2 separate regions of the Homo sapiens genome follow, and region 2 is linked to region 1. A link is a contact called in ENCODE Hi-C or POLR2A ChIA-PET data. All regions are on one chromosome and are shown on one strand. Each heading gives the region's core, a stretch centred on a gene start or an enhancer-like site at or near the end of the contact. The rest is flanking DNA. Distances are from core to core; before and after follow the strand shown.

Region 1 (4,125 bases), core at 847-3,346:
TTGTAGTCAGAATGCTGCCTGGTTCATGCATTGCTAATAGAAGCCAATTAGATCTTTAAAACCATTTGTTGAAATTTTGTTCTTTAGACTACACACACACACACACACACACACACACACACACACTCTACTGTAATCATATAGCTCTTAAAAAAAGAAAAGAAAAAAGAATATAAAACCCTACAACCTTAGGTGCTTTTGTTGTTGTTTTTAATTTAAAAAGACAAAATTGTTCGCCTTGTATAGAAGTAGATACAGCTTAGAGAGCCAAGGTAACAAGAGGGGAAAAGTTTGTGTTGTCTGGTACTTTTGAGGGAGTCAGAAGCCTAAAGGGAGGCTCTAACTCATGATTCTCAGAAGACAACTGTTGTCAACAGTTCAAATGAGAACTGAACGGCCACACTCCTGCAGCTGAAAGGAGTCAATGCGAGCTGAGTTGCTCTCACCGAACAGAGTGCGTTCCCCGGGGAGGCAGGGAAAGGCCGGCTTGCACCTGCTCTGTCACCCAGCTCCACTCTTAGGACAGAAGAGGTCTGGAAAATGTCTGGGCCATTCCCTCATTTCACGGAGGAGGAAATGGGTTAGTGTGTAATTGTTTTTATCATCACCCTTGTTTTATCTTTCAATCTGCCAGGCTCACTCAATGCTACATCCTGCAGTCCCCACCCACTGGAGAAACAATCCGATCCTGCAAGTAATTATTGAGTGCGGACGGCATACCTCACCTCCAGACCTGCCCATTAAACCCAGAACGGAGGTGTTTTGCTCTCTGCGCTAGATCGGTATTTTCCCCTACCACTTTAAGATTACGCTTCAGGCCAGTGTTAGGCTTTCTGGTGGGGTGGGACGCAACAGGCGGCCTCCTCCACCGCAGCGATGGCGGCTATGAAACCTCTGGGTATTTGGGCGGGAGGCGCGGCAGGTATTCTCCCAAAACTGGGTTTTCAAGACCACCACTCTCTGCGGAGGCCGACCCGGCAGGTAAGGAACTGTCCATCGGAAGGCAACGGGCGTGGCGTGAGCAGCCCGACCAATCAGCAGAGCCGCCGTTCAGTCAGGCTCCCCGCCCGGGGTACCCGCCCAGTCCCCAACCACTGAGCATGCGCCGCGGGCCTGGCGCAAATCCCCGCCTGGCGCGCCCTCTCCGCGGCCCTGTGAGGGTTAGGCTGCGCCGGGCTTCCTCAGAGAGACAGAAACGGAGCCGGGGCGGGAGCGGGCCCTTAGGGACAGGAAAGCGGTTAGGGTATTGGGGGGAAAGTCCCTCACAGGGTGGCTGTCGCTAGCGGCCGCCAGCTCTGCGTCACGGTGGGCTCGCAAGCCGGCGCATCGCAGTTTCCCTGGTACCCCGCCTGGCGGTCCGGCGCGGAGGGGCGGCAGACCGGCTAAATCGGCCCCAGTGAGGGCCGCCGTGTCACCTGAGCCCCTTCCAGGCCGTTGTCCTCAGGTTACAGGCGACATAACCGAGGCTCCGAAGTATTGCCCACGTCCAAGGTGACGCAGCTGGCCGTCCCGGCGGGCCGGAGTCTGGGAGTCTCCCACGCCTGGCCCGGCCCAACCGTCATCGTCCCGCCGCGAGCTCCGTGCCTCCGGGGACTGAACGGTGGGGAGGCCGAGGCGCCACACGAGCGCGCGGCGCCCCGCGCCAGGTTCCGAGCAGGGACGCTCCGTCCAGGTCCGCCTGGCCGGCCGCGGGTTCCGATCGGTGCCACATAAATAAAGGCTACTTTCCTGAGACCTCTGTCCCCGCAGAGGCCCCGGGCGCAGAGGGGGGGCGTGGTGCACCGAGCTCCGACCCTGCCGGTGACTTCGGGGTCCCCTCGAGCGCAGCCGGGCTCCCTGGGCAGGAAACCCTGCTCCGAAACCGCGCATCGTCCAGCCTCGGCTGTGCGCCCTCTTGGTGGCGTGCGCAGTCCCCTCCTCCGGTCTTCGGACGTGCGGCCCGGGGCGGAGGCGGCCCCGACCCCCCACCTTCCCCAGTGAGGGTCCCGCGCGGCACGCCGCCCCTGCCAGTCCGGCCGCCTAGCTCCAGCGCCGGGCCGCGCCGACCTGCCTGGCCCGCCGTCCCGCCGCGGCGGCCCCTCCTCCGCCGTCCGGGCGCCCCGCCCCGCCCGCGCCGCGCCGGACACCCCGCCCCGAGGAGGCGGCCCGGCGAGTGGTCGCCGAGGGAGGCTGGTGGCATGGGGGAGCCGCCGCCGCCACACGCACGGTCGCCCGGAGCGAGCCCGGGCGCTGCTGCGATCGCGGGGGGCCGCGGACGCCGAGGGGGGCGCCTTGGGGCGTGACACGGTGCAGAGGGCGCGGCCTGGGCTGCGGCGGCCGGACTCGCGGCGAGCAGCGGGGGGAGCAGGCGGCGGCGGCGCCGGGAGCGGCGGGCGGAGCGGGCCGGGCGCCGAGGGCGCACCTGGCGGCCGCGCGGCCGGGCCGGGCCGCGGGAGCAGGCGGAGGCGGAGGCGGCGGGGGCAGGAGGATGTCGCAGCCGCCGCTGCTCCCCGCCTCGGCGGAGACTCGGAAGTTCACCCGGGCGCTGAGTAAGCCGGGCACGGCGGCCGAGCTGCGGCAGAGCGTGTCTGAGGTGGTGCGCGGCTCCGTGCTCCTGGTGAGTGCGGGACGACCGCGGGCCGGGGGAGGATGGCGGGGGCGCAGGCAGCTGCGGGCCCCGGGCCGGGCGCCTCTTAGTCGGCAGGGCTGAGGCAGAGCGGCCGACCCTGCTGGGTCCGCGGAATCAAGAGGTGGGGCCGGCGGGAGGGAGTTGGACAGGGGAGAAGAGAAGGTCCTGGAGGGGCTGCAACTCCCAGACCCCTCCCCGCCACCCAAGATCCTGTCCCCATCGCTGTCCCCTTCCTCCTGGGAAATTTCCGCAGAGTGATGTCGCCCTGTCACTCTTTTCACCCCGCTCTCTCCCAATTTACCTGCTTTCTGTCAACTGGGAAATTACACTCTCCCCCCTCCCCCGCATCCCTCCCCCGTATCCCTCCCCCGGCCTCCCTCTCCTTCCATGTTTTGGAGGGGCGCAGGGGAATTGAGGTGGGGGCTTCCTCATCCAGTCTGCGCTCAGGGTGGGAGATGCCCCTGCTAACCCTTTGAGTTGGCTGAACTCCAGGAGGGAAGGACTTCGGCATCCTCTCCTGCGCCCCCCACCTCCAAGCCGGTATCCTGAAGTTTGGCCGCCTTTTAGGAAGGCTTGGGGGGCATGATGGGAACCCTCGCTAATTTAGTATTGGTGCAAATTCCTGTGACGTTTGGGGGTTCTAAGTAAGCAAAGCCATCAGCCCAAAACGAATCTTCCCGTGGCAGAACGTCTTTAGAGAATAGGCCTCTGGGTGTGAGGAAGATGAAGTTTTCGATTAACTTTTTCACAGCCAGCGCCGGTCCTGCTGTATTTGGAAACGCACTACAACCCGATTCACCTGGATGGTGCGGGAGTGGAGCGACGTTTGAGCAGGAGCGAGCTCTGCAGGGCAGCTGGAAACTTTTAGCAGCTCCTTGCGTTGCCGCCGGCATTTGTTTTCTTGAAACGGGCTTGTTTGTGGGTGGGTGTGACTTGTGTTTGTTGGAACAGTGCAAGAAGATGGGCCTTGGAAGTGGTTGTCTGGGCCCTGTGGGGGATTGTCGGGGCAGAGTGCCGGGCCCCTTAACACAGGGGCGGATGCATCATTTTGGTGGCAGATCGATGCCCTTCCTGGGCAGACACAGAATTGCGTGAATGACGTTTGTGGAGATTGGAGATGAAGCTTCGCTGATTTCTATATCCAGTTTGCTCAGTTTGAATTTTCTCTCGATTGCTAGCTCTGCCAACTCCAAATTTCTCCAACTCCAGTTTGATCCATAGTAAACAAGGATTTAATTTTTCTATTTTAGGGAAGTCGATTAGGTAAGGAGTAGAGCAGGAGTTGGGAATAGACCAGAACCTGGCCATCTCTTCCATAACCAGCTAACTTCTGTGTGGCTTCCTGCATCTTCCTGAGTTTTGCCAGTGCATGTTAAGGATAAAGCCTGCAACTTCTTTGGCATCTTTTCTGTTCTCACACAGAAGTTGGTTCCTTTATCTGGGGCCTGCCGTGGTCATCAGGGATTTGAGGCAGAAGAAGAGTAAATAAAGTGTACCAGTGTGCCATGATTTCCAAA
Region 2 (4,125 bases), core at 1,020-3,519, 1.0 Mb before region 1:
TTTCACATTTTCTGGTACAGAAGTGGTTTGGCTGATAAATATGAAAAAGCAATATCAGTAATCAAGGATATTTCTCATTCATTGAACTGTTTGTGAAGAAAGCGTATCTTAATGCTTAAAAACATTAAGAAAAGTGACTAAGCCAGGCACGGTGGTACAGCCTGGAATCCCAGCTACTCAGGAGGCAGAGGTGGGAGTATTACTTGAGCCCCAGAGTTTGAGGTGGCAGTGAGCCAAGATCACACCACTGTACTCCAGCCTAGGCAACAGAGCAAGACCCCACTGAAAAGAGAGAAAAGAAAGGAGAAAAAGAAAAGAGATAGAGAGATACAGAGAGACAGACAGAGACAGAGAGAGAACTTCCCAGTAGTCACTGTTAAAGCTAGAAGGAAAAAAATGGAGGAAAAAAACCAGCAAAAGGCAACCAACAGGTACCACCTCTTAGAACTTTCTAAGATGATAACGACTCAAATAAGAAACAAAATGTTCTTATAGCAACATTTTTAAATGAACTGAAAAATTTGTACAACTATTTTTTAAAGAGTCGGGCACCATGGCTCATGCCTGTAATCCTAGCACTTTGGGAGGTCAAGGCAGGTGGATCACCTGAGGTCAGGAGTTTGCGACCAGACTGGCCAAAATGGCGAAATCCCGTCTCTACTAAAAACACACACAAAAAAATTAGCGGGGCATGGTGGCACACACCTGTAGTCCCAGCTACTCAGGAGGCTGAGGTAGAATTGCTTGAACCCAGGAGGTGGAGGTTGCTGTGAGCCTAGATCCTGCCATTGCACTCCAGCCTGGGCAACAAGAGCGAAACTCCTCAGAAAAAATTAATTAATTATTTAATTAATTTAAAAAATGTAATCTCTGTATAAAAGTGGAGGTAAAAGATACAAAAAGATATAGTTTATAAAATAAAACCTTTACCAAGTAAAAGACCAAGAACAAGAAGGAACTGTGAACGGGAAATTATTACTGTGTCCCTATTAAAGATCAAGACTATCTCTCATATATTCCTTCAAGCATAACTGTGAGTTACAAGAGTATTATCCCCAATTTTATGACAAAGTTGAGTCCCAAGGACTTTAACTTTTCAAAGGTCACAGGCTGAGGCTGTAATGGTTATAAGATTTAACCACAGATTGGTCAAGAGCTTTCTGAAATTTTTTATTTCTAGATAAGAAAAACAGTGGCAATTCCCAGATAAACACTAATATCTACTCAAAGATATGATATTGTTCCACAGAGCTTGCACACATGTGAACTTGTAATAATGTGGCCTAAAGCTGTAAAAAGCATAGATGCCTCCCGGTTACCCAGTAACTAGAAGTAGAACTCGGGCCGGGCACGGTGGCTCATGCCTGTAATCCCAACACTTTGGGAGGCTGAGGCGGGCAGATCACTTGAGGTTGGGAGTTCGAGACCAGCCTGACCAACATGGAGAAACCCCATCTCTACTAAAAATACAAAATTAGCTGGGCATGGTGGTGCATGCCCGTAATCCCAGCTACTCGGATGGCTGAGGCAGGAGAATCGCTTGAACCCGGGAGGCGGAGGTTGCAGTGAGCCGAGGTTGCAGTGAGCCAAGTTTGTACCGTTGCACTCCAGCCTGGGCAAAAAGAGCGAAACACTGTCTCAACAAAAAAAAAAAAAAGAAGAAGTAGAACTCGTACAAGCAAACACAACTATAACAGAACAACTACCAATGTGAACCATTCCCACGACAAGTCTGAACTGGTTTGGAATGAGCCCCATAAAGGCTCTGTTCCTGTTTCCTCCTGGGAGACATTCATGGAAGGTCAAAAATGAAGAATCAGGTCAACACTCAGACCATTTGTGTAAAGCCACAACATAAAGTTTATTTTCTAAATGAAGGAAAACGTTTGAAGAAGTCTGCTAATTTGGACCTCTACACAGAATTTTAACGTTTGTTGTTTTTGTTAAGCATGTAACAAACTGGCTACACGCCCAGTCCAAAATTCTTTGTAAGGTATTTCCTAGCAACAAAGGTTCTGAGAAAGAACTTTAATCAATTCTGTTTATAAAGGCTAGCCAATCACAGCCAAAATGAGAGAGGTCAGCGTGTGCAAAATGACTCCCCAGTAACATATTGCCACTGGTTCTCTCCCACAGGAATAATGATTTCCTGTATTTTCCACACATAGAAAAGAAATGCCTGAAAATGGCTTGGCACATAGGAAGTGGCATTGACCCTCAGAGTCACAAGACTTGGGTCAACTCTCAGCTGTGAGTCATTGAGCTAATCATTTCTCTGGGCCCCCGTTTCCATCTACAAAATGTAGGTGATGACACCTCCCTGATTTCCTAGGGAGTTATTAAAAGGATCAAATGAGTTTTTATAAACAGTAAAGTGCCAAAAAATGTAAGGTTTTACATGAAAACTAAATCCAAATATGTAACTGTCACCTTCTTTCTTAAAATTATACCAGAACCACTTGGGAATTACCATTAGAGAATAATATAGTCAATAAGAGTTCTGGTCTAGACTCAGATTCTGACCTGGATTCAAATCTTGGCTCTGACATTTCCTAGATATATAGAAAGTTTCTTCATTTGTACACTGGGGATAATAATAGTACTTATCTAGGTCATAATGCTGCTATGAGGATTAAATGAGAATGTCTAACATGGCTAGCACAGTCTTGCATATATTATCATCAGCACACAATAACTTACACAAAAAGCGGGGGAAATGGTAGGCTTTTAGACAAACTGGATGCATGCCTTCCAGCCACTGCAAACAGGGAAACAAATCCTGTTTGCAGTGGCTGGAAAAAAATCCTTTCTTAAGATTAGATAGCACCAGCTGGGCACAGTGGCTCACGCCTGTAATCCCAGCACTTTGAGAGGCCGAGGCAGGTGGATCACAAGGTCAGGAGATTGAGACCATCCTGGCTAACACAGTGAAACCCTGTCTCTACGAAAAATACAAAAAATTAGCCGGGTGTGGTGGCAGGCGCCTGTAGTCCCAGCTACTCGGGAGACTGAGGCGGGAGAATGGCGTGAACCCGGGAGGCAGAGGTTGTAGTGAGCCGAGATCACGCCACTGCACTCCAGTCTGGGTGACAGAGCAAGACTCCATCTCAAAAAAAAAAAAAAAAAAAAGATTAGATAGCACCTACTTTCATAAGCAAGATGTGGCCTCACGTGGCAGTTAAAACTGGTAAATCCACTGGCAAATATCTTAAAGAACAATCTGAACACTATTTCTGCCAAAACCAAAACTACTGTTGTTAACATACCCGCAGTAGCATTCAGATGAATAATACTAAATAACTCATTATGAGATAAATTCATTATCAGAATGCATTCTGCTTCAAAGAAGAAACTATCCTCAAAACTGGGTTAATGGAGCTATAAAATGATCTCACCAAGGTCAAAGTAAACATTAGTTTACTTCATCTTGCTTCATCTCTAAAATTCCAGGTGAAGGTCTTATCCATGTATTATGACACGGTATTTCATCATGCATTGTAACAGAGCCCATGCCCTTCTCTGAAGACACTTAATTAGGTCTGGCTTTTTCCTGGAAGCACAGCTTTTCTTTCAAATAGACTATTTAGTCTTCAGGATCTTAGAGACCATTCCAATCTTCAGTGTCTGCCAAAAGCCAAGTTGAACACCTAATATTTGAGAGAGATGTTCAAGACTCAAGATTCTCTGGGCTCTGCCTCTGTACTAAGCTCAAGCACCAGGAAACTATACATGTCAACTCTAGAGCTCCATCATCCCACCCTTGACTCTTCCGCCAGGCCATTCTTCCCCATCCCGCTGTAGCAGATGTTGTCAGTGGCCACTCAGATCCTCTCTAACTGCTGTGTTGACAACTAACGGCTCACACCTGCACCCTCATCTCGACCATGTTCCTCAACTATACAGCTCTCCATCAAGCCTGAGAGCTCCCCCGACCCTGCCTGGCCAAGGGCTGACTAACACTGCATTCAAAAGGCCAGTCCCAGCACCTCAAGGTGGGACTTGATTAGTAGCACAATCTGTGCCCTAGAGCTGTTCCATCCAATATGGCAGCCACGAGCCACATTCAGATGTGCTCTAAGAGTAAACTACACACTGGATTTTGAAAACTTAGTACCCAGAAAATGT

The links. Hi-C counts contacts between places; a loop is a spot of excess contacts on that map. ChIA-PET counts read pairs that join two places held with the same protein, here RNA polymerase II (POLR2A). Pooled maps may share reads with other maps.
Region 2: a loop to region 1 is called in a pooled map, with 2.7 times the contacts of the local background. The contact joins the enhancer-like site here to the promoter of DOCK9-DT in region 1. A Hi-C loop is called at or near these places in 1 of 37 single-sample maps with no recorded cell type and 1 of 50 pooled maps. POLR2A ChIA-PET finds 5 or more read pairs at or near these places in 1 of 52 experiments (PC-3).

The regions. Positions count from the first base shown.
Region 1 is chr13:99,084,694-99,088,818 of GRCh38, reverse strand. It overlaps DOCK9-DT (DOCK9 divergent transcript), which reads right to left and starts at 2,096. Exons shown (of 1, transcript NR_047482.1): 1 at 194-2,096. It also overlaps a transcript of DOCK9 not described here. RefSeq lists enhancers at 411-970, 1,533-2,094 and silencers at 975-1,204, 1,785-1,844, 1,935-2,244, 2,285-2,764.
Region 2 is chr13:100,098,320-100,102,444 of GRCh38, reverse strand. All of the region lies in intron 1 of PCCA (propionyl-CoA carboxylase subunit alpha), which reads right to left. Among named protein-coding and RNA genes, the nearest start is that of PCCA, 11 kb to the right of the region's middle. RefSeq lists an enhancer at 1,996-2,290. Within about 2 kb of position 2,269, at least 10 of the 41 ENCODE cell types and tissues checked have a DNase peak (open chromatin) inside an H3K27ac peak, as active enhancers do.